6 separate regions of the Homo sapiens genome follow, and all the other regions are linked to region 4. The links are chromatin loops, found by intact Hi-C in ENCODE. Cell type or tissue: MCF 10A. All regions are shown on one strand.

Region 1 (5,000 bases), 71 kb before region 4:
TCCTGATGTCGTGATCCACCCGCCTCAGCCTCCCAAAGTGCTGGAATTACAGGCGTGAGCCACCATGCCCAGCCTCAACTGGCAGTGTTTTTAACTGCTAGTTGTTTAAGCTATTATTTAGCAATATGTCCTGTTGTAATAACATCGAACACAGAATAAAGGGTTAAAGTGCTGCCCAGAGTGTCAGATGACATGGGGGCTTAAGCCCAGCCCTACTGCTAACTAGCTATGTGATTTTAGGGTAAATCAGTAAATTCTCTGGGCTTCAGTTGATATATTAGATTCTCTGTTACAAGCTCATAAATGTTTTGTTTTGTTTTGTTTTTGAGACAGTCTTACTCTGTCACCCAGGCTGGAGTACAGTGACGTGATCTTGGCTCAGTGCAAATTCCACCTCCCGGATTCAAGCAATTCTCCTGCCTCAGCCTTCCGAGTAGCTGGGATTACAGGCACATGCCACCATGCCCGGCTAATTTTTGTATTTTTAGTAGAGATGGGGTTTCACCATGTTGGCCAGGCGGGTCTCGAACTCCTGACCTCAAGTGATCCACCCACCTTGGCCTTCCAAAGTACTGAGATTACAGGCGTGAGCCACCGCGCTCAGCCAGAAATGAATTTTAACTATCATAAGTAAAATATTTGTCAGAAAGTTGTCAGACATCCTAATGGGAGGCTAGAGGACCAAACTTAGAGAACAGACATATGAAAGGAAAATAAATCTCAAAATCATCACCCAAATCATCACCAAGCCAAAGGGAAAAGTCAAGCTGGGAAGTGCTTAGGGCAAAACTGCCCCCCATTCTATTCCTAAAAAGATAGCTACTAAGTTTTTTAAAAGCTACATACCTCCCTCACAAGGAATTTCCTTGTGGACAAAGGACAGACAGAACTCAAAGTCATCCCTCCTCTGCCCAGTGAAATAAATGCAAACCTGATTGCCTTCTTTGGAAAGGCTAATCAGAAACCCAAAAGAATGCAACCATTTGTCTTGTATCTGCCTATGACCTGGAAGTCCTCTCCCCACTTCGAGTTATCTCGCCTTTCTTGACGGAACCAGTGTACATTTTACATATATCGATTGATGTCTCATGTCTCCCTAAAATGTATAAAACCAAGCTGTGCCCCGACCACATTGGGAACATGTCGTCAGGACCTCCTCAGGCTGTGTCACAGGCATACATTCTTAACTTTGGCAAAATAAACTTCCTAAATTGACCGAGACCTGTCTCAGATATTTGGGGTTCAAAGGAAAGAGCTAAAGTCATTCAGGGAAGACCAGGGAGCAGGAGCAGAGTGTCCCATACCTCGACACTCCCCATGTATCTAAAGCAGTACGAATAATGGGGTATGGTCCCAGGGGAGAGTTTCCAGGGGAGATTCAGATTCCACGGGGAGAATTTCCAACTGCCAGATGTAAGCCACATTCCAGCTTCCTACAAAACCCCTTGCAGTTCCAGAGTTGGACGCCACTAGAACCACATTTGAATGGATTCCCCAAAAGGAGAGTAGGGTGATATTGAAAAAGATAAATCTATTGCTGAACAGCCAAAACCAACAAATGTCAAAGCAGATGTGCCCCATCTGTAAAAGCTAGAAGGTTAATTGTATGACCAATGGTAAAATTATTGATCCTAAATTATGTCTCTGTCAGACATTTCTAAGATGCACATGGTTAAAGCAAAAATGGAATTAGAAGATCGTATCAGTAAGTGAACATTCAAAATGAACAGAACAAGTAATTTTGGTTTTTTGTTTTGTTTTTGCCTTCCATTGATGATCTGTAGTGAAAAGACCAGGAAGTTTCGTCCAGATTGGAATTTGTCTCTCAATCTTGAACAAACAGATCCTTTTTCCCCCCTTCAGTTTTAGGAAAGGGGAAAAACAGATAGCTGCATCCTAGTATAGTTGTGCTGGGCATTGTGCAACAGAGTTTAAGTGGAAGATGAGCTGGAACTAAGTCTGATGGTTATCGTTAATGAGTAAGAACCAGAGTCCTAAGCTCTTCTCTGCTTCGGCCGGTAATTGGTTTACTCATGTGGCCCAGTCTCTGCTGGTCTGGTGATAAGGAGATAAATAATCCTGACTCTTGCATTCAGAGGCATGTGTCTGGGAAGTCAATGCCCTCAGGGAGAGGGTTCCAGGTATGGCTGGGCATTCTAGTATTCAATGTTTGGTCATGCTGCAGGGGTAGGGCGGGAATGTCTAATTACAGAGAACATTACAATATATGAGTTTGGATTTTCTCCTGTTGTATTCTAAATTCCTTTAGGATTACAGAATCACATTTTCTTCACTACCTAGAGGTGTACTTTTGACTTTTGAAGCCAGGTTGCATACATCAAGGAACAGTTACTTTTTCCTTCCAGTTTTAGGGGTTTGGCCAGATTTTTTCATTAGGCATTAGTATTGATAGTTGTGTAATTCCTTGAACTCTGGTCTGATATTTGAAACTTTTTATTATGAAATTCCCTGTCTGTGGTGTGGTCACACCAAGTGGGAACATGAATTCCTTTCCACCTAGTGGGGTTGACAGAAGCTGTCCTAGCACCTTGAATCTGAAAATTAAACAACGAAGCAGAGAAGGCTTATCAGGAGGAGAAAAATATTGGGAGAGTGGAATATATTTGAAAGTTTTTGCTAGATGAGTATTCTTCAAGACAAAAGTATGAGTTCAGATTATGTGTGGTACTTGAATTTAACATAAATACCAACCAACTCACTTTGTGCAATAATACTGCATGCAGTCGTTATTACACAATAATTTGCCTGCTAATTTTGGCTTCAAGCAGAAATATCAAACCAACTCCAGAGTTTGGCATTACAAACATAAACATGAAAATCTGCTTCCTTCATTTTAGTATAACATCTACTTTGTGCCACTTGATTTCTCATAGTAAATGAGCCATTTCTTCTTATATGTGTGCATGTAGAACAGTGGAATTTCTATCCAACTGACGTTCAGCAGTTAGGCCAGGTATGTTGTTGCTTTGTTTTGCTTCCTTGACCTTCCTGCTGGTCATGGATGATCACCCTGGCCACATTCCTCAAAGATTATTTCAACCTCAGAACAGTTAAATATTTTCTTCCCTTAGTTGACCTTTTCCTCCACACTTTGTCTAAGAAGAAACTACCAGTTAACAAATGTCATACTTTAGGAAGTGATTTTGATCAGAAAGGATTGTCACAGAGCACTTTCCCAAATATATTTAAAGCCGAGTGCTCTTTCCTCCATTTTTTGAGACTGAGATGCCACTGTCATTCCCAACAGATATTACAACTTGCTCTACTGTCCAGCCCAGCTGGATTCATCTCAGACATGTTCTTTATTCCCCTCAGTGTAGTCTTTCTGTTTATGGCCTTGTTGGGGAAGTGGTGGGGAAAATGAGAAGAGTTGGAATCCGAATGGATTTCAGTTCTTTTCTCTCACTCCTGTACTCTACATTTTTTTTTTGAAATGGAGTTTCGCTCTGTTTCCCAGGCTGGAGTGCAGTGGCGTGATCTCAGCTCACTGCAAACTCCACCTCCAGAGTTCAAGCAATTCTCTTGCCTCAGCCTCCCAAGTAGCTGGGATTATAAGCGTGTGCCACCACACCTGGCTAATTTTTGTATTTTTAGTAGAGACGGAGTTTTGCCATGATGGCCAGGCTGGTTTTGAACTCCTGGCCTCAAGTGATCCACCCTCCTTGGCCTCCCAAAGTGCTGGGATTACAGGCATGAGCCACCACACTCAGCCCCTGTACTCTACTTTTAAATTCTATTCTGTTGAAAAGGTGTGTAGGTAAGACATTGTATTTCGTCCGCCATAAACTATATCATAAAGCGAAAACAACATGGTAGAGCATGATTTGGAGCATAAGCTTTCAAGTCAAATCTTGGTTTGAATCCTTGCTCTGAGGCTTACTAGCTGTATAGATTTTAGGCAAGTAACTTATGATCTCTGAGCCCTCAGTCTCTTACATGTATATTGGGGGTAAAAATAGTACCTACTTCATAGAATTGTTAGGAAGGTTAAATAAAGTAATGTAAAATGCACCTAGCATACAGTAGATATCTAGTTGAGTTAGCTATTATTAGCTCTCTCTCTCTCTCTCTCTCTCTCTCTCTCTCTCTCTATATATATATATATATATATATTTCTTAACTAGGGATGACTTTCCCCTTATTGAGCAAGCAATCTATGGCAAAGAGAAGCATAGATGTTTTTAAGTTATAAAGACTCTGGAGAACTTCACTGTCAGGAGTGCTCTATTAGAAAGGTGATTCTGTCATTTTTGTATCAAGCAGCTAATTATTCTCTTTAGATCAAGAAAATAGTATTTTCTTTATCTCATTCATTCCTTACTGTGGGGCTTCTTAAGTCCTTCGGGGTTATATTTAACTTAGGTATCTGTAATCACATACAAATGACTTCATAGAGTTTACTGCAGTTCTGTTTCTGTGCCAGACTCTACAGAACTAGTCAATTCAGAAACATGAAAAAGTTTTCACCTGCCTTTCTAAAGAACCGGTTTTTTTGTTTGTTTTTTTTTTTTTTTTTTGAAGCAGAGTTCCCCTCTGTCGTCCAGGCTGGAGTGCAGTGGCACAATCTCGGCTCACTGCAACCTCCGCCTCCCAGGTTCCAGTGATTCTCTTGCCTCAGCCTCCCTAGCAGCTGGGATTACAGGCACCCGCCACCACGCCTGGCTAATTTTTTTGTATTTTTAGTCGAGATGGGGTTTCGCCATGTTGGCCAGGCTGATCTCGAACTCCTGACCTCAGGTGATCTGCCCGCCTTGGCCTCCCAAAGTGTTGGGATTACAGGTGTGAGCCACCACGCCTAGCAAGAACAGACTTTTTAATTAGACAATTGACAACTCCTTGTCAATTGAATTTTTAAGCAGCTGTTTCAGGAAGACATATTTACATAATAAATCTTTTACTATTCTGGCAAGATATACCAACCTTTTATCTTACACAAAAGTATATGTGATTAAATTTACATATAATTTTCTTCATATGCA
Region 2 (5,000 bases), 380 kb before region 4:
GGTTGTTGAATTTTGTCAAAGGCCTTTTCTGCATCTATTGAGATAATCATGTGGCTTTTGTCTTCAGTTCTGTTTATATGCTGGATTACATTTATTGATTTGCATATATTGAACCAGCCTTGCATCCCAGAGATAAAGCTCACTTGATCATGGTGGATAAGCTTTTTGATGTGTTGCTGGATTCGGTTTGCCAGTATTTTATTCAGGATTTTTGCATCAATGTTCATCAAGGATATTAGTCTAAAATTCTCTTTTTTTGTTGTGTCTCTGCCCGGCTTTGGTATCAGGATGATGCTGGCCTCATAAAATGAGTTAGGGAGGATTCCCTCTTTTTCTATTGATTGGAATAGTTTCAGAAGGAATGGTACCAGTTCCTCCTTGTACCTCTGGTAGAATTCGGCAGCGAATCCATCTGGTCCTGGACTCTTTTTGGTTGGTAAGCTATTGATTATTGCCACAATTTCAGAGCCTGTTATTGGTCTATTCAGTGATTCAACTTCTTCCTGGTTTAGTCTTGGGAGAGTGTATGTGTCGAGGAATTTATCCATTTCTTCTAGATTTTCTAGTTTATTTGAGTAGAGGTGTTTGTAGTATTCTCTGATGGTAGTTTGTATTTCTGTGGGATCGGTGGTGATATCCCCTTTATCATTTTTTATTGCGTCTATTTGATTCTTCTCTCGTTTTTTCTTTATTAGTCTTGCTAGTGCTCTATCAATTTTGTTGATCCTTTCAAAAAACCAGCTCCTGGATTCATTAATTTTTTGAAGGGTTTTTTTTGTCTCTATTTCCTTCAGTTCTGCTCTGATTTTAGTTATTTCTTGCCTTCTGCTAGCTTTTGAATGTGTTTGCTCTTTCTTTTCTAGTTCTTTTAATTGTGATGTTAGGGTGTCAATTTTGGATCTTTCCTGCTTTCTCTTGTGGGCATTTAGTGCTATAAATTTCCCTCTACACACTGCTTTGAATGTGTCCCAGAGATTCTGGTATGTTGTGTCTTTGTTCTCGTTGGTTTCAAAGAACATCTTTATTTCTGCCTTCATTTCGTTATGTACCCAGTAGTCATTCAGGAGCAAGTTGTTCAGTTTCCATTTAGTTGAGTGGTTTTGAGTGAGTTTCTTAATCCTGAGTTCTAGTTTGATTGCACTGTGGTCCGAGAGATAGTTTGTTATAATTTCTGTTCTTTTACATTTGCTAGTGTTCTGATAATTTAAAACAAACCTGATATAGTCCTAAAACATATTTCTAAACACTTGACTTATAAAACAAAACAAAATAAACCAGTATATTCTACCTTTTAAATTGTTTCCGTCAGTATATGAATTTTGAAAACATTGTTCTTAAGGTTCTTTCTGAAGTAAGGAAACAAAGTGGAAGGTGGAAGAAAATTAAAACTCACGACCACCAGACGAGTTTCCTACACTTAACCCACCCTGCTGAAGTCTCACTTTTCTTCTGCTATGCATCCCTCAGCAGCAATGAATATACTAGTTTATAATGTTTGCATCTGTTCATTGCCGTCTGTTCATTGCTTTGTAATTATATGTGTGTGTTTGTGTGCACGTGCTTGTGTGCGTGCCTGCATGTGTCCTTAATTTACTAATATTTTGATCCTCTCCTTCTCTGGTTCTACCCTAGTCCAATCCAGTATGTCTGTGCACATGTGTGTCTCCAACCCTCAGACGGGGAAATAAATTCCTGCATATACCTACAGACACACTCCCATACAACAATGCATTATTGTATTGAGTAAATATTTTTTATTTTCTTAATAACTAAGAGACCAGAAGTAAACATTCTAAAGTAGTTACTTTGGGTCTTCATTTACTATGATAAAACAGATGAAAAGTGAGAGAGGTCACAGTCAACAAACAGATTATCACCTGTTCATTTATCCATCAGAAAACAGATACGCTAGGAAAATGGTAGGAATATGAAGGCATCTGTGACATTCATTCTCTCCATTTCTCTTTTTCTCTATATTAATTATTACTCAGTGACTCAGTTTTCTCCATACTCCATCCTGAGTACTAATTACATTGCTCTTTACAAATGATCTGAGGGGCAATTGTATGACATAGTATCTCCACTAGGCGGCACCTGTGTGTAACATCTCTACTTCAAGCCCAACATTTATTATTACATTATCTTCCAGTTTCGTTAAATGAGTACTGATAAGATAGCTTTAAAGCAATCTCTTTGAAAGCAAGTGCTCCAAACACTACTTCTATGTCATATGGGATGGCCCAATGATTTGTTGGTGAGATAACTAAAAACTTTCAATAAATATTTCTATGTAAGAAATACTTTCTTGTTTCTGTTCAGGTAACAGCTCTTCTTTATAATGAAAGTGTCTGATTGTGTGCTGTTTGCACTTCAAGAAGAGAAAGTGGGAAATTTCAGGAAAACTAATATTAATTAGATCAAGCCATCCATTAAAACAAAATTATATTTGTTTATATATATAAAATAAATAATGTATATCACTCCATTTTCTCATTTGTGTGTTGTTTTATATACATGTATTATATATATTTATATATAAATATTTAATAAACATTATATTATATATAACAACACACAAATACATGCTCATATTTTATATAAATGTAAAAATATTTATATATTTACATATAATATATACCATATTTATTAAATATTTATATGTTATATATATAAAAAATGACACAAAGGAGAAAATGGGGTAAAGGTGATATATACCTAATAGTACTTATATAAACTCATTAGCATTCTATATAATATCTTTGTAGATGGAGTTCTAACCTAACTTTCCTCTCTTATTTCTCATCCTTCCCCAGTCATATTCCTCACATCCTAGTAAAAAAAAAAAAATTATTTCCTATCATGTAGACAAACCATACTCTTTCAGACCTTTATGTCTTTTTACATGTTGTTCCTTCCTGGAAAGCCTTTCTGCTTTTCCTACATCTGTCCAGCTACATACATATTAAGACCCAGCTATATATATTATCTGAGACATCTTGGCTCACCTACTCTGTTAATGTTCCTCCTCTGACATGCTGATACAATAATTTGTAATTATTTGCCTGTTTGTCTCCTCACTTACCTCTGTAACCCCAACAGCTGGCATACACATTAAAAAGTGACCACAGTGGGGTCCAAAAAATTTAATTGCACTGGTTCAGAGTCACCTTATTGGAAGGTCAGGCTTGAGCCTGCTGTGGAGGATGAGAGTCAACTGCCATCACATGAAAGATGAATTCATATTATCTTGGGATGTCTCTTTATAGGGTCTCAGAGTATAATTATAAACAAGACTACATACTACAGATTTTAAGAATAGTGCATATGTGGGCCAGGCACAGTGGCTCACACCTGTAATCCCATCACTTAGGGAGGCCGAGGCGGGTGGGTCACCTGAGGTCAGGAGTTTGAGACCAGCCTGGCCAACTTGGCCTCTACTAAAAATACAAAAATTAGCTGTGCATGGTGGCACACGCCTGTAATCCCAGCTACTCGGGAGGCTGAGGCAGGAGAATTGCTTGAACCTGGAAGGCGGAGGTTGCAGTGAATCGAGATCATGCCATTGCATTCAAGCCTGGGCAACAGAGAGAGACTCTGTCTCAAAAAAAAAAAAGAAAAAAAAAAAAAGAATAGTGCATAGGTAAAATCCAACTTAAACTAAGCCGAAAGAAGGAAAATATTCATAGAAATAACAATTATAACACAATTTTTAACTAAATAGAGACTATGCCAAAAAGAAATCTGTACTCTAATATTCTTTGCAGTATTATTCACAATAGCCAATATATGGAACCATCTAAGTATTCATTAACAATGAGTAGATTAAATGTGGTGTATATACACAATGGAATATAATTTGGCCTTAAAAAAGAAGGAAATGTTGTCATTTGTGACAACATGGATAAACTTGGAAGACATTATGCTAAGTGAAATAAGCCAAGTACAGAAAGACAAATACAACACGATCTCACATATGTAAAATCTTGAAAAATGATGTGAGATGATGAATATGTTAATTAGCTTGATTTAATCATTCTACATTTTATATATATAAACATCCCGTTGTACATAAATACACGTATTATAATTTGTCAATTAAAAATGTTGATAAAAATAAACTAAATAGAGGCGCTGAATAATAGATGAAGAACAAAAGCACAACTGAGAATTAAAAGACTGATTTTAGGAATTCTTCTAAAATATGCATGACTGAGGCTTATTCTAGAAACAGAGGGATGGGCTGGGCACGGTGGCTCACGCCTGTAATCCTAGCACTTTGGGAGGCCGAGGTGTGTGGATCACCTGAGGTCAGGAGTTCAAGACCGGCCTGGCCAATATGGGAAAACCCCGTCTCTACTAAAAATACAAAAATTAGCCAGGTGTGATGGCAGGCACTTGTAATCCCAGCTACTCAGGATGCTGAGGCTGGAGAATTGCTTGAACCAGGAAGGCGGAGGTTGCAGTGAGCTGAGATCACACCACTGCACTCCAGCCTGGGCGACAAGAGTGAAACTCCATCTCAAAAAAAAAAAAAAAGAGAGAGGGAGAGAGGGATGGTTCAATATTTGGGAATTTGTTGATCTAATTCATTATATTAATAGAATAAATCAATATAATCATATGATTACTCAATAAATAAAATAAGCCTTTTGATAATACTCAAAATCAATTTTTGCTTTAAAAACACTCAATTAAATTAAGCATAGAGGGAAACTCTTCAGCTTGGTATTTATCAGAATGTTCATTATAAATAAGAGCAAACATATTTATTGAATAAATAAATGAATAAATGGATGGAATAAAACAGAATACAAAGCCCAGGCATGCTTACAAAGACTGCATTTGTTCCAGAGGCACTTTCCTCTTCTCTTCCTCTCTTACTCTAACAGGAGGAATCAGAAGAGTCACCAGAAAAGAAAATGTCAAGCCTCTAAACTGAAGATTCAAAGTGAAAACAAACTGGTGTCAGGCTAGGAAGAAAGTCAAGAAAGCATCCATAC
Region 3 (5,000 bases), 170 kb before region 4:
ATAAAATAAATAGAACCCACTTCTAAAAGCAGATGATGATGATTAGTTCCCTAATTTATGATTATTATTGACAACATTGACCCATTCATCTTTGTTTCTATGAGAATTCTGTTGTGCAGTCTCTAAAATGGTTGCGTATGTGAAAATGTGGGATGGCTATAGCTAAGAATATTCTTGTTTGAGGAATTACTATCTTTTTGTATTTTAAATCAGGGTGTTTGCAGACTGAATCTACATTATAGAAAATGGGGCACCTTGGTTGGAGAATCTGTCCTACAATACTTGTTCTTTCTTTTACATTAGTCATTTATTCAAAATTTTTATTCAGCATTGCTAGGTGCTGAGTATACAGCAGTGATCAAGAGACAGTTCCTGCCTTCAAGCTTATAATATGGAGACCAACAAGTAAACAGGCAGTGTGAGAATTGCTACACTAGAGAACTGTAGAGGGAGTATGGTTGTATTTGGAAAGACCGTGGAACCCAGTCCTAGAGGGATCAAGGAAGGCCTCTGGAGAAAGGGACACCTAAGTTCCAATCTAAAAGATAAGTAGGGCTGGTGGGGTGGCTCATGCCTGTAATCCCAGCACTTTGGGAGGCCGAGGTGGAAGGATTGCTCGGAGCCAGGTGTTCGAAACCAGCCTGGTCAACCAAGCGAGACCCTGTCTCTAAAAAAAATTTTTTTTAATGAGCTGGGCACGGTGGTGTGTGCCTGTAGTCTCAGTTACTCAGGAGGCTGAGGTGGGGGAATCTCTTGAACCTAGGAGTTCAAGGCTGCAGTGAGCTATAATCACACCACTGCCCTGCAGTCTGGGCTTCAGAGTTAGATTTCATCTCATGAATGAGGGAATAAAGGATTAATAGAAGTAGGCAAGCAAAAGGGGGAATGAAGGGTATTCTAGGCAGAGGGAACAGTAAAGTCTGAGACAAGACGGAGTGGTATGTTAGAGATACTACAAGACTTTAAGTACAGCAAAATTCACCTGCAGTTGAAGTGTACCTATATCTGAAACTAAATGATATCATTTTGTAGGATATGGGTAAAAGAAAATACTTGTGATACTAACACTGGTGAGGAGTAGAGGAAAATTAACTTCCAGCTAATGGCAGTCTATCAAGCTACTAAATAGGATTGCTTTTGCATATTTATTTATTTAGAGACAGAGTCTCACTCTGTTGCCCAGGCTGGAGTGCAGTGGTGCAATCTCAGCTGACTGCAACCTCCGCTTCCTGGGTTCAGGTGATTCTTGTGCCTCAACTTCCTGAGTAGCTGGGACTACAGGCGTGTGCCACCACGCATGGCTAATTTTTTTATTTTTAGTAGAGACGAAGTTTTGCCATGTTGGCCAGGCTGGTCTTGAACTCCTGACCTCAAGTGACCTGCCCGCCTCAGCCTCCCAAAGTCCCAGGATTACAGACATGAGCCACCATTCCCAGCCTGCTCATACATCTTTTTTTGACAAGAGATCAAAGCAGAAAAAGGAGTTTATAGTACTTTACAAAATCTAGCCTTAGCCTCTCAAAAGTTTAATGAAATTCTCAACCTTTTTATTTAGTTGTTATCATTCACCTTGTGTTCTAGTTAATGAGAACTGAAGGCTCCTACCAACCCCCACTCCACCATATAACAGCTCCTCAGCCTGCTGAGGCAAATGCACATATCAGAGTCTTTGTCTAGTGGCCTCACCTTACCTCTGACTTTAAAGGGATAAAGAACTTCCCCAGTTGACCAAAATGAAAAGGAAAATCTAGATTGAAATTATGGTCCAGATAGTATACACATAGTTAGACATCAACTTGGGTGGTGGTTAGGATGTGCCTGAGATGAGTGGGGAAGATTGAGGTAAGATAGTCAGTGATGAGTGCTGTTGTTGGCATTCCAGATATGCCTACCACATATAAGCACATGTGGCTGTCAGCTGAGCCAGACTCCCAAAGTATAACTTTTCTACTGGTCTATTTTGCAATTAAGAAGCACGTTAGGCCGGCTGTGGTGGCTCATGCCTGTAATCCCAGCACTTTGGGAGGCCGAGGCGGGCGGATCACCTGAGGTCAGGAGTTCGAGACCAGCCTGGCCAACATGGCGAAACCCCGTCTCTACTAAAAGTACAAAAATTAGCCAGGCGTGATGGCGGGCGCCTGTAATCCCTGTTACTCAGAAGGCTGAGGCAGGAGAATTGCTTGAACCTGGGAGGCGGAAGTTGCAGTGAGCCGAAATTGCGCCACTGCACTCCAGCCTGGGTGACAAGAGCGAGACTCCGTCTCAAAAACAAAACAAAAAAAGAAGCATTTTATACCACAGAAAGATTTTCTGTGAAAGACTGATCTGCTAGCTAAAGACTCTGTCCAAGTTTGAAGGCACTGAAAATGGTCTTTAAACAAAATAATTTTCTCAGAATTTTCTATGAATGCACTGCTTTCTCCAGTTCAACCACAGTGTAAGCTTCGACTCGTCTGCCCTCTAGTGGAGGCCCATAGTTAAATTAGCAGTGTCACTGGCTTTGGAAAAACTACCTAACTTTTCTCGATTGGCTTTCCAAATTGTAGTGTTTCCTAAAAAAAAAAAAAAAAAAAAAAAGCCATCAAAACAACATATTTATAATTTTCTAAGATGCTAATAAATACCTTCCCTGGCTACCTCATAGGATCAGGTTCAAAGTCCTGTCTCCTGCAGCTTATCTTTGCAGCCTACCTTAAGGAAAGCTCTGGGTTTTAACTCAGCTAGTCAGTTCACTGCCACTCCAAGATGTCAAATGTATTTCTACTGCTCTTCCCTTTTCTTCATCTCTCTTCTGAATTCCTGTGACATGTACTTCCTGTGCCATACATTTATACTGTATATTTTGGAACAACTTTTCAGATAAAACAGGCAGATGAACTCCCCTTCAGGCAGATGAACTCCTTGAGTATGGTACTGTTTCACACTTTTCTGTGTCCCCTATAGACTCCAGCAGCTCTCAGTGAGTATATTGATTATTTGCTGTTCAGAGATATTCAATATCCTCTTTTCCTCTATTGATAGCTGAAAAGGTAATTGTCTAGATTTAAATATAAATAGTAAAATATTAACGTAGTAACAATTCATTTCCCCCTAATGAAAACTGTCTTAGCAGTATACCTACATCTTAAATATTCTAATTTCTTTTTTACTTGGGCCACTAACTGTATTTCCCTACTTTGTAGTTTGAAAGTGATTTTAGAAAGTTTGAGAAAATTATGCTGTTCATTTAGGAGTATTTGTTAAGTAATCGGTGTTGCTTCATTATCCTTCTTTACATGTTCTTCGTCCTTATTTCTAGATAATGTTTCCTTTTGTAACCTTGGTTAGTCCTCTTGTTCTTTATATCCATGAACAATTAGAATGTTTAATGCTACAAGAAACATAACAGATGGATTTTATTTAGCCTCTTCCAGGTGTTATGAGTGCTTCTCATTGTTTAAGTTTCTTGTGGAAGCGTGGTAATCACGTGTAGCAGAGGCCTGGTGCTAAACCCAGATGCCAGGCTAAGCAATTGGTATAGCTGGTAGGACAGACGAATAAGAAAACATATATGGGCAAAAGAGGCATACAGGTAGGATCCCCCAGGTGAAGCTAAGATCACAGTTAAGAGTTTTAAACCAAAGTTTAGAGAACAGAAGAGATGTGGCTATAAGTAGAGGAGGAGATATTCAAAATATTTCACAACTAGTATGGTATAGCCATCAACCAATCAGAAAAGATGGGAGCAAGACCTGGACGTCCCCTGCTGCACTAGGCATTTACCTGGTTGTGGCTGGATCATGACACACTCAGAGGGGCTCCAGGCAGTCACTATTTCAATATTTTAACAGTTAGTACAGCTGTATCAGTATGTATTGGCTGAACATAAGACTCTATGTCCATATTGAGGGCTCAGGCTACAATGAAGGAAATGGACCAAGTGTGGGGTCTTCAGAAAGTGGGATCTGGAATTTCACCTGAATGGAAGGGAGCAGAATCTGGAGCATTCCTTTAACACAAGAGGAGCAACCTGTTCTGGTAGAAGGTGTTATTTGACCTTTTCAGACAGAATCCTGACTTGGCTGTGTACTCTTAGGTTACTTTGAGCAAATTATCTCACTTCCATGAGGCAGATTCATCAACTGAAAAATAAGGCTATAATCATACCTACATGGCATTCATTCCGGAGTGGTTCAAATGAGACAATAATCATGAAGAGACTTTGTTGACTTTTCTGGTTCTGGCAAACAAGAGAATGACACAGAGGCAGAGTCTTCTTACTATCTTATGATGGGTGCCGCATGCTGTCTGCCCCATATTTAAGCACTCATCTTGGATTGGCAAACCAAGTATATGACTAATAACTTAATGGAGGAAAAAAGTACAAAATATAGTGAAATTAGCCTAAGTTTATTTCTGGTTTTGCCACTTACTGGTTGTGAAATCTTGAACCACATTTATTAATTTGTCTAATATCTACTGAGCATCTTCTGTATGCTTAGCACTATAAAAACATAGTCCTGCTCTACAGAGCTTACAGTCTAGGAAGGGAATTTTTTTTTTTTTTGATAGCTGAGTTTCTATGATCATACTGCTCTCCTTGGTTACCTAGCACAGGTACCTTGAGTAGGCAGAGGCTATGTGTACCCTGGGCTTTTTGATGTTGTTTCTCCAAACCTTTAAGCCAAAGGTTTTCAGTCTTAACTGCTTATCAGTTATCTACAGAGCTTTTTTAATGTACTGATTCCGAGGCCCCACAACTTGTTGTATGCTAGTAAATGTTTAAAAGCCTGTTTTCTAAGCAGGGGCTCATGTGTGGCATTTGCTGATTTTGCTGATAAACACATCCGCCTTGGCTACCGACGTGTCTCACAAGGTTCCTAAAAATGTAACAATTGTTATCTAACAACCTAGCCAGCTCCAGCACACCAGCGGACCAACGTCAGAGCTAAAGAATAAGAACTTATAGGCATGAGGGCCGGGCATGGTGGCTCACGCCTGTAATCCCAGCACTTTGGGAG
Region 4 (5,000 bases):
CTCCTGGTCAGGTGACAGCCAAGAGCAATGGAGATTTAAAAGGATTTTCTTACTAGCTTTCCAGTTAAATAATCTTAAAGCATCTTGGGCGATGCACATCACACAAAAAAATATTCAGATAATGCTTTTTCTCTTCCTTTATACAGGCTGCCTAATACCCCAAAAAGTAACTATAGGCAGCCTGATTTTACTATAACTCCTGGCCCTCTTTTTTTAAAAAAAAAAAAAAAAAAGACAATGTCTATATTGCCCAGGCTAGTCTCACTCAACTCCTAGGCTCTAGGAGTGATCATCATGCTTTAGCCTCCTGAGTAGCTAGATTACAGGCGCAAGTACTCCATTTTTAGCAGCCTTTTCCTTTATATAACTTTCTCAGAGTTGATGTTTCACCAAACACGTAACAATATGAAAGTGGAGGCAAGATAATGGGACGACTTATGCATCTGTCATTTAAATTTCCTTCTTCTTGTGCTCACTTGGGCAGCACATACACTAAAATTGGAACTATACAGAGAAGATTGGCATGGCCCCTACACAAGGCTGACAACTTAAAAATATTTAAAAATAAAAATAAAATTTCCTCTTGTTCATTAACTAGGTAAAAGGCCAATTATTTCCCAGAATGACCTCATCACCTTATGTATGTCTGTGTCTTTATATGAATCCAAATTCAGGTCAGAGGCCACTCAAGGGGGAAAAGGATCTGAGACTTGGTTATATCATCCAGGATACAGACCAACTCTGAAGTTCCTTTTTGGCAAGCTGTTTATTTGCTGCCTGCCTGGAAGGGGGTGGGAGGTGGGGAGTCGGCCGAGTTTAAAATTTAATAGTTTAAAATAATAGATATGATCTAATACATTACATCTATTCCTACCAGTGATGAAGTGTTAGAATAAACTGTCTCAGGACAAAGCTTCATTGGAAAAAAACAGTTTAGTGTAACCGACTAAAACATGATGAGGCCAGGCGTGGTGGCTCATATCTGTAATGCCAACACTTTGGGAGGCCGAGGCGGGCAGATCACTTGAGGTCAGGAGTTTGAGACCAGCCTGGTCCAACATGGTGATACCCTGTGTCTACTAAAAATACAAAAATTAGCCAGGCATGGTGGCGCATGCCTATAATTCCAACTACTCTGGAGGCTGAGGCAGGAGAATTGCTTGAACCAACAGAAGGGAAATAAATTGTGGCATACTCATTACACTCTGTGGATTACCTTTATACACAGTGATGAATCTTTAAAAAAAAAATCCATTGGTGAAGAATATATACAGTGGGATACCATTTATATAAAGTTCAAGACATGCAAAACAAAGCAGTATTAGGAACAAAACATGTTGACACTATAAAGAAAAAAAAAGGGAATGATAAGCACAAAATTCAGGATGGAGGTTACCCTTGAGTAGGGAGGAGTGAGGAGGGGACCCCTGAGTGAGAAGTGACACGTGGAGTAGCAGTGTTTCACAGGCAATGGAGATGAATCAGCTGCTTGCCATTCTCCCTCCAGGTCCTATTGCAAAAATGAAAACAAGGCAGCAGCATCAGACCTATCTTTAGATTGTTTTTTTTTTCTCTCTCTTTTACAAGTGTCAGTTTAATTCCAGAGCCCTGGCCCAGTATTTTCTGATGATTTTCTCCCCAAGGAAGAGAAGGAAATCCCTGCTGGTTACACAGCTGCGATGTCAGACTTCCTCTGAAACATGCACTGTTGCTGCCTATTAGCATAACTTCAGTCTCTCATTCTCTCCTGACTGATTAGTGATCTGCAGGCAGTTTAAAAAACATACTTTGGAGGGGCCGGGCGTGGTGGCTCACGCCTATAATCCCAGCACTTTGGGAGGCTGAGGCAAGCGGATCACGAGGTCAGGAGATGGAGACCATCCTGGCTAACACGGTGAAACCCCGTCTCTACTAAAAATACAAAAATAGCCAGGCGTGGTGGCGGGTGCCTGTAGTCCCAGCTACTCAGGAGGCTGAGGCAGGAGAATGGCGTGAACCCGGGAAGTGGAGCTTGCAGTGAGCCGAGATCGCGCCACTGCACTCCAGCCTGGGTGACAGAGCGAGACTCCGTCTCAAAAAAAAAAAACAAAAAAAAAACATACTTTGGAGGATTCTTGGGATCATTAAACTTCTCATTTTGCCTGTTCTGTTATTAGAAGAGTGAAAACAGCCACCCCCTGAGAGGTCTTCCCAGTGATTTGCATCCCAGGCATTGTCCTACTATGGTGGGTGAGAGAAGCTGGTGCAGGTTTGAACATCCTCATGATAGGTGAGGGATAGAAATTGGGGAATACACTCATATTTATTTCAGGAAACAAGGATGTCTGCATATAAGAGAAGAAACTTTAAAAGGAAACCACTGGCCTCAGTTGGTCATAATGTACAACTTAGGCCCCACCTATCCAAACAGTCAGCTTGCCCCTCCCCACAGCCACTCACTTGAGATGCGTGATATGTTGTCTCCTCCTAGGGGTGGCTGGAGCTCATGCAGCTTGGAAAGGGTGAAAACCCCATCTTATACCCAGCTGATTGATTACAGCTTGTCTTCATAAAAAGATTGACCTGCTCCTTCCCAGGAAAGCACCCCTTTGCTGTGCAGGCATGAGTCAGAGAGAGCCCCACCCAAGCAGCAGACAGGCAGGGGGAGCTGAGAGCAGGTGCAGAGTTGAGAACAAACAGGGGGTCACATTAGTGCAGGCGCCTGAGCATGACTCGGCAGAGCCCAGGCGTGGCCCGGAGCCCAGGGCAAGTTGTTTTGGGCTGAGTTTCCCATTCCACCCTGCGGTTTGGTAACTCCTCATCAGCTTGTAAGTCATGGAGACCACACCCCCAAGGACCATACTTAGTGACCTGTTTCCTGGGCAGATGAACCTGACCAACAAAAGGGCCACCGTTCTCTTTTTGGCTGGGGTTTTGGGAACTGTTTAAGAGTGTGTGGTTTGAAATGAAATCTCCTCCCTACCTCAGACCTCTTTCATAAAATGGTGATGGAGGGGAGTCTTCCTTTGGCCCACCTGCTTTTTCCACGTGTCTCCTTAGCTTAATGATTTTTACCCAGAGATTCTTCTGAAAGGGCCTATCCTTTATGCTGTTCCCTTCATTCTGTTACTAAGCTTTCTCTCCAAATTTACTAGCCGTTCCTTTGCTTTCTGATTCCAGAATGCTTACCATCAGTTCTTCATCCTAGTTATGAGGACTTGGTAATAGGTTCCAACAGAGTATTCCCTTTGTGTTACTTGTATGTTTTGATTTTAGTAGGTTTTTTTCTGATTATAATTTTTAAACATGCCCATTTTTTAAATTCAAAAATTGTAAAAATATAGAGGCCAGGCTTGGTGGCTCACTCCAATAATCCCTGAGGCCAAGGCAGGAGGATCACTTGAACCCAGGAGTTCAAGACCAGCCTGGGCAACATAGTGAGACCCCCATCTCCACAAAAATAAAAAATAAAAAAATCAGCCAGGCGTGGTGGCAAACACCTGTAGTCCCAGCTACTACTAAAAGGAGGCTGAGGCAGGAGAATCACCTGAGCCCAGGAGGTTGAGGCTGCAGTGAGCTCTGATCGTTTCACTGCACTCCAGCCTGGTGGCAGTGTGATACCCTGTCTCTGTGTGTGTGTGTGTGTGTGTGTGTGTGTGTGTGTGTGTGTGTGTGTGTGTGTAAAATATAGAAAGTAAAAGCCTTCCCCAGAAGTATTTCTACCTTTCTTGAAAGAATCACTATTATCAGTTTGGTGATGTTCCTCCAGATTTTTTCCTATATTATTCTAACATAGACACTAATTTCAAATGTGTTTGAGGTTTTTTTTTTTACTGAATAGTATACCTTGTATATCATTCCACTAAAATACCTGACAGGTTTTTTTTTTCCTTTTAGTTTTTTTTTTTTCTTACCACAGAAGATTTCTGTAGACCTGACAGCTTTTAACAGCTCCACAGCATATAGTTGTATGGATTATAATGTAAATCCTTTTTTGTTGTTGTTTGGTGTCTCATCTTTTAGTATCACAAATAGTGTCATAGTAAATATCTTTTTTTGTTTATTTGTTTGTTTATTTGAGATGGAGTCTCGCTGTGTCACCCAGGCTGGAGTGCATTGGTGCAATCTCGGCCCACTGCAACCTCTGCCTCCCGGGTTCAAGGAGTTCTCCTGTCTCAGCCTCCCGAGTAGCTGGGATTACAGGTGCCCGCTACCACTCCCAGCTAATTTTTGTATTTTTAGTAGAGACGGGGTTTCACCATGTTGGCCAGGCTGGTCTCGAACTCCTGACCTCAAGCGATCCGCCCGCCTTAGCCTCCCAAAGTGCTAGGATTACAGGCATGAGCCACGGCAGCCGGCCAGTAAATATCTGTATATATCTTTCTTTATTTTTATTTTTTATTTTTTTTTTGAGACAAGGGATCACTCAGTCACCCAGGCTGGGTGCAGTGGCACAATCTCAGCTCACTGCATCCTCACCCTCCTGGGTTCAAGCAATCCTCCCACCTCAGCCCCCTGAGTAGCTAAGACTACAGTCATACGCCACCACACCTGGATAATTTTTTATATTTTTGTACAGATGGAGTTTTACCATGTTGCCCAGGCTGGTCTCGAACTTCTGGGCTCAAGCGATCTGCCCGCCTCGGCCTCCCATGAAGTGCTGAGATTACAGGCGTGAGCCACCTTACCTGGCCATATGGATATCTGTGTGTACTTGTAGTAGTATTCCTCCAAGAAAAATGTATTAAGGAAGAATTGTTGGTTAAAGGGTTAAATTTGGAGAGCTATTGCCAGATTTCAGTCTTTAAAATCTACAGTTCAGCTGGGTGTGGTGGGGGGCCAATGTGGGCATATCACTCGAGGTCAGAAGTTCAAGACCAGCCTGGTCAACATGGCGAAACCCCATCTCTACTAAAAATACAAAAATTAGCCAGGCATGGTGGCATGTTCCTGTAATCCCAGCTACTCGGGAGGCTGAGGTGGGAGAATTGCTTGAACCTGGGAGGCAGAGATTGCAGTAA
Region 5 (5,000 bases), 59 kb after region 4:
AGTGAGTGGGGCTGGAGGGGTGGTGGGCAGAGACTGCGCAGTCCGGGACAGGGCCCTGGGAGGTGGCAAGGTGACCACCCTCTCCCACCATGCTCCCCATTCCTCCTGTGTGCCCCATGCAGCCCCATCAAGTCAGAGTTCATCAGGGCCAAGTACCAGATGCTGGCATTTGTGCACAAGCTTCCCTGCCGGGACGATGATGGAGTCACCGCCAAAGACCTCAGCAAGGTTTGAGGGGCCCTACAACAGATGGGTGGCCCCCTCCTCTTCTTCCCATCCACGACTCTCTGAAGGCCTCTCCTTTGTCCCCACTGAGCCCTGGGCCCCAAAGGCAGCCAGGTCAGGGTAACAGTAGACAGGGTGGAGAGAGCAGATTGTTGGGTCAGGCCGTGTGTGGCTGAGGCTCCCCAGCAACCAAGTAGACACACAAGGCTAGAAGCCCACAGCTGCCACTCAGAAGCTGGGAAAACCTGGGGGTAGTTGCTTAGCCACTCATAGCCTCAGTTTACTCATCTGTAAAATGGGAAAGAAATAACAGCATCTACTTCATAAATAGTATCTAAGCAGGGCACACAGCACACGTGGTAGATGGTGACTGACGGCAGCGTTTATTAATTGGCATTAACCCCTAGCGGGAAGCCTCTGTCCTCCCGACATAGTCTGGTTTGGGCAGGCCTCCTTGGAGCTGCTAGGTGTCCCAGGGGCAGCCAGGGTGCAGCTTGTGGGTGGGGAGGTGCGCCTCACGCACATGCGTATTCACTGCACACTCTGCTCCTCTTAGCAACTACACTCGAGCGTGCGGACAGGCAACCTGGAGACATGTCTGCGCCTGCTCTCCCTGGGTGCCCAGGCCAACTTCTTCCACCCAGAGAAGGGCACCACACCTCTGCACGTGGCTGCCAAGGCAGGACAGACACTGCAGGCCGAGCTGCTTGTAGTGTATGGGGCTGACCCTGGCTCCCCTGATGTTAATGGCCGCACACCCATTGACTATGCCAGGTGAGGGTCGGCTGAAGGGTGCAGTGTGGGTGGGTGGGGGTGTGGGTGAGGGCTGCTGCTGCAGGTCTGAGCCATACCCCCTCCTCACAGGCAGGCGGGGCACCATGAGCTGGCGGAAAGGCTGGTTGAGTGCCAATATGAGCTCACTGACCGGCTGGCCTTCTACCTCTGTGGACGCAAGCCGGGTGAGCAGAGCTTGGGGGGCGCCTGGCTGTGACAGGCCTGGCTGGGGCTGGGCAGGTGGGACCTGGACGCACCCGGCAGCAGGTGCCATGGTGACAGAGCGGCTGGGGAGCAATGTTGCTAGGCAACTGGCTCCTGTGAAATTACTGCAGGCTCTGGGCCATAGCATCGCTGGGGCTAGGGAGTGGGGGTGGGCATCCTGCATCCTCCCACGAGCTCCCAGCATTCTTGGGGGTGGCCTGCCCTCCCCACTTTCCCCTGACACTTCTGGGTGCCAGCCCTGCTCATGGCAGTGAGGTGGGCTCCCAGCTGCTGAGGCCACCCAGCACTAGTGAGTGACTTGGCATTTTTATTTTTGTTCAGATCACAAGAATGGGCATTACATCATCCCACAGATGGCTGACAGGTGAGTGCCCACCTGATGCCCCTTTCCAGAGGCTGTTGGATGCCATGTGGGTGGCTGACCCCCAGAGCTCCCAGCCCAGGTTTCAGAGGCCTAGGACCCTGCTCCCTCCCCCCAGAGACTAGAGGCACAGCTTAGTCCTCAGTCCCTAATGCTGGGCCCCAAGGCAGGTAAAAAATGTCAGCTCCATATGTGGCCCGCATAGCCTGAGCCCCGTGACTGTCAAGTACATGGAGGGCTTGGGTGTGAGAAGCTACCTGTGGGCCGGGCGCGGTGGCTCACGCCTGTAATCCCAGCACTTTGGGAGGCCGAGGCGGGCGGATCACCTGAGGTCGGGAGTTCAAGACTAGCCTGGCCAACATGGAGAAACCCCGTCTCTACCAAAAATACAAAATTAGCCAGGCGTGGTGGCGCATGCCTGTATCTCAGCTACTCGGGAGGCTGAGACAGGAGAATCGCTTGAACACAGGAGGTAGAGGTTGCGGTGAGCCGAGAGCACGCCATTGCACTCCAGCCTGAGCAACAAGAGCAAAACTCCAAACTCCGTCTCAAAAAAAAAAAAAAGAAAAAGAAACAGAAGCTACCTCCGGCTGGGAGGGTGGGCCACTGGGTTCTGTCCCAGTGGCACCGACCCCACTGTCTTTAGAGAAGCCTCTGCTCTTCGCTGAAAAGATGGGTGGGCTTCAGGGATGTGACTAACTTTGTGACTGCTGGCTAGGCCTCTAGCGTGCTCAGAATTAGGCACGTGCGCTGAGGCTGGTTGAATGAGGTGTTTCTGCTTCCGTCTGAGAGGCAGTGTGGGACACCCCCTGCCACTCACCCAGCACATAAGATGGATGCTGGTGCCACCTGGTGGCCACCTCTGATGGCCATGTCCTCATGCCAGGCTGTGCCTGCTGGCCTGGATCTGGAGAGAGGAGGTGCTCTCCTCCCCAAGGGCCTGTGTGGGCAGATGGGCATAACCAGGCCTGGGCGACTCAGATCCTAAACCCAGACCTCTTCCAGACCCCAAGGCTCCTACTTCTATGGTCTGATTCTACCTGGGTTGTGTGTGCATGCGTGCATGTGTATGGTAAATACACCCAAATATGGGCTCCATTCAACAGCACATTAACTGAGCACCTTCCCGGAGCCAGCTACTGCTCTTGGCACTGGGAGCACAGAGGCAGCTGAGACACAATCCCTGCCCTTAAGGAGCTCACAATCTAGCTGGGGAGGCAGCCTAGCCAGGTGATTCTAGTCCTCATGGGGGAGTGCAGCAAGAGAGGCAGAGGCATGGAGGGTAGAAATGCTGCATGGGAATGGAGGCAGCCCCCGGGCTGGAGCACAGCATGGGAGGCAGGGAACCCTACAAGCAAGACTGGGATAGAGACGAGCTGGAGAATGAGCAGCCCCGAGAGCATCAGCAGGAGCAGTGACCATCCCGAGAGCGGAGAGTTCCAGGCACAGAAGTGTGAAGTCATCTCTGCTGCTTACTGGCTGTGTGACTTGCAGGCTGCTTGACCTCTCTGAGCCTTGGTTATCTCTCCTGGAAATGGAGATGACAGCATCTATTTTTCAGGGAGGAGAGGATTAGATAAGAATGTATGCAAAATGTTTAGCCTTTTTTTTTTTTTAAGAGTTGGGGTCTCGCTCTGTTGCCCAGGCTGGAGTGCGGTGGCTTGATCATAGCTTACCACAGCCTCAAACGATCCTCCTACCATAGCCTCTTGAGTAGCTGGGACTACAGGCACATGCCACCGTGCTCAGCTAATTTTTAAATTGCTTTTGTATCTCTGTGTTGCCCAGGCTGGTCTCCACCTCCTGGCCTCAAGCGAACCTCCCACCTTGGCCTCCCAAAGTGCTAGGATTACAGGTGTGAGCCACTGTGCCCGTCCCTAGGGTATTCTGATGAAGTATGTTTGGAGTGTGCCATATGCACCTGTTATCACTGCAGTGCCTTAAGGCAAGGGGTAGTGCAGCCAGGTGTATCCAAAAAATCACCCTGGCTGCTGGGTGGAACAGGATTGTAGGGACAAAACTAGAAGGAGGGAGATTAAGAAACTTACAAAGCCCAGGCAACAGGTGATTGAGGAACCTGGGGAGCTTCACTAGGACTGGAGGGTGAGGGAGGCTTCAGGTGACTGCCAGGTGGCTGACACTGGTGGTGGACAAACAGGTCACTGAGAGGAAGAGCAAGCCAGAGGAGGAGGGGTGGGGGACGCGGTGAGATGAATTCAGCTTTGTCCCTTCTGGGCCGGGTGTGCGTGGAGATGGGTCTGGGCCTGATGTGAAAAGGCGTGTGCTGCCCTGCTCCTGGGTAACTGCCGCCTCTGTCCTGTTCTTCCCTCTGCTGCCTTCCTCTGGACTTAGATCTCGGCAAAAGTGCATGTCTCAGAGGTATATGGTGCCTGCCGGGGCAGCAGGCCTGAAGGTGGGGTAGGGCGGGGAGGCATTTGGTGTGCAGCATCTGGGGTGCCATCTCCCCGGGATCCCTGCATGTTGGGGAGGTTGCTGGCATGGGCCTGGCCACCTCTCAGGTCTCTCCTCTCCTCCCAATTCCCATCTCCCTCTGCCCTCAGCCTTGACTTATCCGAATTGGCCAAAGCTGCTAAGAAGAAGCTGCAGGCGGTAAGTCTGCTCCAACAGTGCCCTGACACTTGAAGCTGGCCCCTCTCTGATCCCCCACCCTCTGCTCTTGCTTCCTCTGCCTCTGACTCGATGACCTTTTCCAAGTCTTTGACCTGTCCCCTCACTGGCCTCAGCAGTCCCCTCTCCCTGACCTCCCTACAAGGGGATGGACTGGTCCCTTCTCTCCCACCTTGGAGTTTGGAACATGATCCCTTTCCACTTTCCCATTCTGAGACTGTAGGGGCTGGGCAGCACAAGGAAGGCCACCGGTTCCCCAAGGCTCACAACATGCTGGGGAGCTGGCCTTGGCACTGGGAGCCGATGCATCTGACAACATCTGGGCCCCTCTCTTCCTCCAGCTCAGCAACCGGCTTTTTGAGGAACTCGCCATGGACGTGTATGACGAGGTGGATCGAAGAGAAAATGATGCAGGTGAGTCAGGGAGCAGGAGTGTCTGGCGTGGAGGACCCGAGCGGCCCAGGCATGGGTCTCTGGTCCTTTACTGGGCTAAGAAGGGGTGCCTGGGGTTGGGGCTGCTCAGAGGCCTGCAGATGAGCCCCTGCTGGCTGTGAGCCTGCCTGGGCAGCATCCCAGGCTGGGTAGAGTGCTGAGGGGGAGGCGGCTAGCGTGCTCCTCCCCCAGCCTCAGACTGGGGCTCCTCTTGCTCTGGCAGCCTCCCACTTTGGCTGTCTCCCTGGTACCGCTCCACCCCCCTGCATCACTCCTTCCTGGCCACAGCCGGATTCCAGCCCAAACTCTGGGTTTGGATGAGTGGCACTGGCCTTGTTCCATTTGTCTGTCCCCA
Region 6 (5,000 bases), 450 kb before region 4:
CAACTTGTAAATAAATGGTGCACTCTTAGCTCTCTATTAAACCCAAGTCTAGCTGCGATGGCAAGTTTTTTCCTTAAGAGGGAGCCAACAATTCCCATTCAAGATGACTAAGTCCAAAAAGACTGCAGAGAACTGTAATTGAATCCAAACCAATGTTAGCATACAGAAGGTTTAAATGAATAGGACAGAACAATGTTCTTGGTGTCTGGTTGTCCATTTTGGCTTGACCCATTTCAAAGAAAAAGGCATGTCCTCAGAGTTGCAGATTCAGTGCTGTTTCCTACTTGTTATTTCTGGATTGTCGGTAGAATCATTCTACCAAGGTTCCTGTCAGGTCCTTAGCTGTGCAGTGGGGAGTTAAGGAATGAGTCATGTTCCATTTTTGTAATGGAGTTGCAGGGAGCGTGGCACCTATGAGAGCCACCATGATGGCAGCAGTAGCAATTAGGGAAGGATCTCCCAGGGAAGGCGAATCTTGAAGATAAAAGTTAATTAGGACTGTGAGTCCAGCAGTCCTCCCCTGAAGGCACCTTCCTTCATTGTCACCCTTAGAGGATCATGGTGTCATTTTATTGAGGAAGCTGGTGGGTTTCTTTATAAATGGTGACAGCACTGAGCCTCTGGCTGCTTTGACAGAGTTGGAGCTCTGGGACCCCTGTAGGAGAAGTGGAGGGCCGGGGGCACTCCTGCCAAGACCAATGTCTGTGGACTTGTAAACACTTGGATTTAGGGGAGGAGGTATGGTCACTTGGCAGAGACCCAGGTTCTACACAGAAAAGTGATTCTGGTTATACTTGCAATAGGGGACAGCTCTTCTTGCCTCTGGGTCTAAGAACATTTCCAAACAGGCAACATCTGTCTAAAATTCCTGGGAGGGAGACATGCAGCAGTTATGGGGCATCCTGAACGACCAGGTGAGGCTGGCAGCAGAGGTCCCAAGTGGAGTGGGGAGAATAGGTCCTTGAGAGGGTGGTCACGTCATGAATCTCCAGGTAGAAAAGACCAACTACTAGGAGTATCTTAGGCAAAGTGACAGAGAATAGTAGGCTATTGATGTACTACTGCAAACACAGCTGTCTGGGAGTGCTCACTGGAGTCAGAGGGTCCCCCACAGGGAAGTATGTCAGCAGCACTCACCTGCAATGGCACAGTCTTGGGAGGCCAGGCCTGCCCAACAAAGCTACCCAATGTTACTTCACAGATGACTGGCTCAATCTAAAGGCAAGACACAGCTGCCTAGAGTTTCATCAGAATAAAAAAAGTATCTCCTTTTTGTTGTTGTTGTTTTTGAGACAGGATCTCATTCTGTTGCCCAGGCTGGAGTGCAGTGGCATGATCACATTTCACAGCAGCCTCAACCTCCTGGGCTCAAGTGATCTCCCACCTCAGCCTCCTGAGTAGCTGGGATTACAGGCGTGCACCACCACACCCAGTTATTTTTTTTTTTTTTTTTTTTTTTTTTTGGAGAGACAAGATTTTGCCATGTTGTCCACGCTAGTCTCCAACTTCTGGGCTCAAGCAATCTGCCCACGTTGGCCTCCCAAAGTGTCGGGATTACAGGTGTGAGTCACTGTGCCTGGCCAAAAATACCCTTTTCTTTCTTTTTAAAAAAATTATTATTATACTGTAAGTTTTAGGGCACATGTGCACAACATGCAGGTTTGTTACATAGGTATACATGTGCCATGTTTGTTTGCTGCACCCATCAACTCGTCATTTACATTAGGAAATACTCTTTTCCTGAACTAGGATGAAGTGGGGGTGAGAGTTGGCAGCGGAAGCCCTAAGAAAGTATGGACACATTACCAGTCCTAATTCTGCCCTTTTGGTAAAATAATAGTTTGGAAGGCGTGGTGGGTTAGGAGCTATGCTATATAGTCCAGCAGTCTCTGCCTGTCACAGGCTGAACCTACAGGTATTATTGGTGACATTTCATTCTGGGTAGATTCGTGGAGTAGGGCCCTTACTTAAAGCTGCTAGGCCAGGTAAACTTCCAGCAGCAGATTGCCCTGCCTGAAGACTCCTCTCCTTCTGGCACAAACAGAAAGGCACCCCGAAGAATTCCTCTCCCTTCCCCTAAGCTGGAAGCTTAGAATTTCCTGATATAACTGCATCTGAAGGAGAGAGGGTTGGTATCTGGGTGACCTACGAACTTTCTTGATTGCTGCGGAGACTGTGGTTAACACTAAAGGCTTGGCGGTGGTGATTGGGGAGCCTATGGGCTATTTTCTGGCTGAGTCGGGCTCCGTTAACTGCAATTAATATTTCTTCCACCAGAGGGCACTATTGGAAAGCAGAAAGTGGTGGGTAGCGTTGGTGGTCAAGGCTTCTCAGGAATAAGCTAGGATAGTTCCCCGTTAATCCAGAAACTCTTCTGCGTTGGTCTAGAGCCTCCACAGATAGTAGGAGAGCGGGAAGAGGAGGAAAGGGATAGATTTAGTGAGCAATTTCTACAGAGCCATTTTCCCAATTATGATTACTTTTCATAACAAAGAAAAAAACAAACTATAAATGAATTCCTCATCACAGCCTGAGGCCTCTGGTGGGAGAATACAGGTCAGTGGAGGACCTTGGGCCTCTGTTTGTATATTTACTCTCATATGTGGCCTATTCCCTGTGGCCAAACAGCTAATCGTCTTCTCCAACCTGAGAGCCTCGCTGCTCTCCATTCTTGGTGATTCTCCTCCTTGAAAAAGTCTATTATTTTCTTTGGTTATTTATTAAGCTAAAGATAGCCTTTTTGCTTAAAATTTCCATTCTCATTGCAGCCCCATTTGCATTTTTAAAAATAAATAATGCACATGTAGTCAATAAGTGGGAGATAGATGTGCTTTTGAATTCTCAAAATGTGGCATAGACAATGACTTTGGGGAATGATGCAATAGATTACATAGTGTCCCTCCTCTTAGAAGACTTATAACTATTTTCTCCTAAAAACTGAATTTATGACCCACTTGCTTTATCCTAATAAAAATCACAACTGTGTTTTATTGCTGTTGGCATAGATTTAGGCTGTAATTAAGTGGAAATTTACCTCTGATATATTCATCAATAAGCTGTACATTAACTTCCACATGCTTGGCAGTTGGATCAAAGGCACAAATATTGTTGACTAAATATTTGTTAACATACTGTGAACAAACAACAAGAGAAAATTTATGGGATCACCAGGAAGCAGAAATACAGTGCCCAGTTCAACAGCTTACATAATTCCATTTATATAGATTTTAAAATAGGCAAAACCAATCAATGGTGTTAGAAGTGAAGATGATGGTTACCCATGGCCGGGTGTGGTGGCTCACGCCTGTAATCCCAGCACTTTGAGAAGCCCAGGTGGGAGGACCACCTGAGGTCAGGAGTTCGAGACCAGCCTGGCTAACATGGTGAAACCCAGTTTCAACTAAAAATACAGAAAATTAGCTGGGCGTGGTGGCGGGCACCTGTAATCCCAGCTACTCGAGAGGCTGAGGCAGGAGAATTGCTTGAACCCAGGAGGTGGAGGTTGCAGTGAGCCGAGATAGCGCCATCGCACTCCAGCCTGGGCAACAAGAGTGAAACTCCGTCTCAAAAAAAAGATGATGGTTACCCTTGGGGTGGGTGGGGTGAAGGGATGATGAGGAAGGGTACAAAGGAGAGCTTTTGGGATTCCATAAATGCTCTATTTCTTGATCTAGGTCTGGTTACGTGAACGTGTTCCACTCAGTAAAAATTCTTGCATTTGTACCCTTATGATTTATGCAATTATGATTTGTACAGTTAAATTTGTTTAGGCGATTCTTCAATTTAAAAGGTGCTTTTTAAAAAAAAACTTACAAATTTACACTTATCCCAACTTCCAAAGTCACTTGAAAATTCCAACTCTGGATGAAAGAACAAGATAACCGCCTTCAGGATGTCACGCACTAGTTTCACGTTGGCTTCCAACTCCATAGATTTGCTGTCTTGAGGAGAATTTGGCTCTGTTACAAGAGTATGGTCATAGAGCAACAGTGACACAAATTCCATGGAATTGAGTAGTTGGATGCTTTCCTGTAGCTCGAGCAGCATGATTCGGAAGAAGAGAATTCCTGCCCGCTGGACTTCCCTGACATTTTCAATCTCTGGAATAACAAAATGATAGCTCACATTGCTGTTCAGTCTAATGTACATTGCTGTACATTACTTTTTCATAGGATTCTGAACATATTATAGTAAATGTTTTTGTCAAGAAAAAGCAGACCATAGCCTTTGGTTTTAAACAATCTCAGTTTCTTTAGCCATGAAATCAAAAGAAAGCAATGAAATTACTCCCGGTGAAGCTCATAGGAAGAGGCTTTGAGAAAAGGCAAAAACTTGGGTTTTAGAGTTAGACCCTGGTTTGAACACACGCTGTCACCCTTATTAGTCTATTGTCTCTCTGAATATCCTTTTCCTCTTCTGTGAAAATGGGCTTAATCCCTACTTCCTTGGTTAGCTGTGAGAATTAGAGAAGATGATATATGTAAAAGTGCTTAGTTACAGGCGTTACACATAGTGAACACTTAGGAGACATGAAATTTCTCCTTTCTTCTTATCCCACTCTATGACATAGTTACAAATCTTTTGGCTCAATCCCACATAGTGTTACTCTGCTAATTCTATTCACTTCATTCTAGGAAGCCAAAGGTTTCCAGGCCTTCTTCCTCCCTCCCTCTCTCCAGCTGGCATTGCGCTGAGAGTAGCCTAGTGGATGTGGAATCACAAAAACTAAAGTCTAATCCTGGCTCTCCCACCAGCTTGCTATTGGACCTTAGATAATCCACTTTACTTTTGCAGTCTTTAGCATCTTTATCTGTAAAACGAGATGTTCTGATTACTTAATGCTGTATAACATAGTGGGAAGAGCACCCAAATCTAGGTTCAAATCCAGCCCTCACCATTTCTTAACTGTGTGACTGGGGGCAATTTGCTTACTTTCCTCACCTGTAAGTGGGGTATCACTATTCATCTCATAGGGTTATGGCAAGGATTGAATGAAATAA

Evidence for each region. Peaks named below come from ENCODE experiments on the same cell type or tissue, not always from the same donor. Only the 100,000 strongest peaks of a DNase experiment are listed, where the experiment ranks them.
Region 1: a loop joins it to region 4, with 5 times the contacts of the local background. A loop is called at or near these places in 10 of 110 quality-filtered maps.
Region 2: a loop joins it to region 4, with 20 times the contacts of the local background. A loop is called at or near these places in 16 of 110 quality-filtered maps.
Region 3: it touches region 4 in a loop (12-fold over the local background); 6 of 110 quality-filtered maps call a loop at or near these places.
Region 5: it touches region 4 in a loop (12-fold over the local background); 9 of 110 quality-filtered maps call a loop at or near these places.
Region 6: a loop joins it to region 4, with 14 times the contacts of the local background. A loop is called at or near these places in 15 of 110 quality-filtered maps.

Annotation. Positions count from the first base shown.
Region 1 is chr17:29,708,128-29,713,127 of GRCh38, reverse strand. The region is part of intron 3 of SSH2 (slingshot protein phosphatase 2); the gene reads left to right. Among named protein-coding and RNA genes, the nearest start is that of SSH2-AS1, 71 kb to the right of the region's middle. RefSeq lists an enhancer at 1-9. In MCF 10A, no CTCF peak of the experiment used is centred here; a DNase peak (open chromatin) is centred at 2,067.
Region 2 is chr17:30,018,984-30,023,983 of GRCh38, reverse strand. The region is part of intron 7 of EFCAB5 (EF-hand calcium binding domain 5); the gene reads right to left. Among named protein-coding and RNA genes, the nearest start is that of EFCAB5, 80 kb to the right of the region's middle. RefSeq lists a silencer at 1,979-2,273. In MCF 10A, a CTCF peak has its summit at 2,090 (motif pointing right); a DNase peak (open chromatin) is centred at 2,093.
Region 3 is chr17:29,805,410-29,810,409 of GRCh38, reverse strand. The region is part of intron 2 of SSH2 (slingshot protein phosphatase 2); the gene reads left to right. Among named protein-coding and RNA genes, the nearest start is that of SSH2, 120 kb to the left of the region's middle. RefSeq lists an enhancer at 306-365. In MCF 10A, a CTCF peak has its summit at 2,435 (motif pointing left); a DNase peak (open chromatin) is centred at 2,459.
Region 4 is chr17:29,637,171-29,642,170 of GRCh38, reverse strand. The region is part of intron 14 of SSH2 (slingshot protein phosphatase 2); the gene reads left to right. It overlaps SSH2-AS1 (SSH2 antisense RNA 1), which reads right to left and starts at 2,670. Exons shown (of 2, transcript XR_001752823.2): 1 at 2,440-2,670; 2 at 1,270-1,510. It also overlaps the pseudogene RNU6-920P. RefSeq lists enhancers at 2,326-2,620, 2,492-2,801. In MCF 10A, a CTCF peak has its summit at 2,475; DNase peaks (open chromatin) are centred at 2,480 and 2,630.
Region 5 is chr17:29,577,926-29,582,925 of GRCh38, reverse strand. It overlaps GIT1 (GIT ArfGAP 1), which reads left to right. Exons shown (of 20, transcript NM_014030.4): 3 at 1; 4 at 123-228; 5 at 782-999; 6 at 1,090-1,184; 7 at 1,546-1,588; 8 at 4,147-4,195; 9 at 4,555-4,627. It also overlaps a transcript of TP53I13 not described here. Among named protein-coding and RNA genes, the nearest start is that of GIT1, 9.2 kb to the left of the region's middle. In MCF 10A, a CTCF peak has its summit at 2,434 (motif pointing left); DNase peaks (open chromatin) are centred at 795 and 2,415.
Region 6 is chr17:30,090,971-30,095,970 of GRCh38, reverse strand. It overlaps EFCAB5 (EF-hand calcium binding domain 5), which reads right to left. Exons shown (of 23, transcript NM_198529.4): 21 at 3,814-4,100; 22 at 3,035-3,131. Among named protein-coding and RNA genes, the nearest start is that of NSRP1, 23 kb to the left of the region's middle. In MCF 10A, CTCF peaks have their summits at 32 and 2,301 (motif pointing right); DNase peaks (open chromatin) are centred at 90 and 2,270.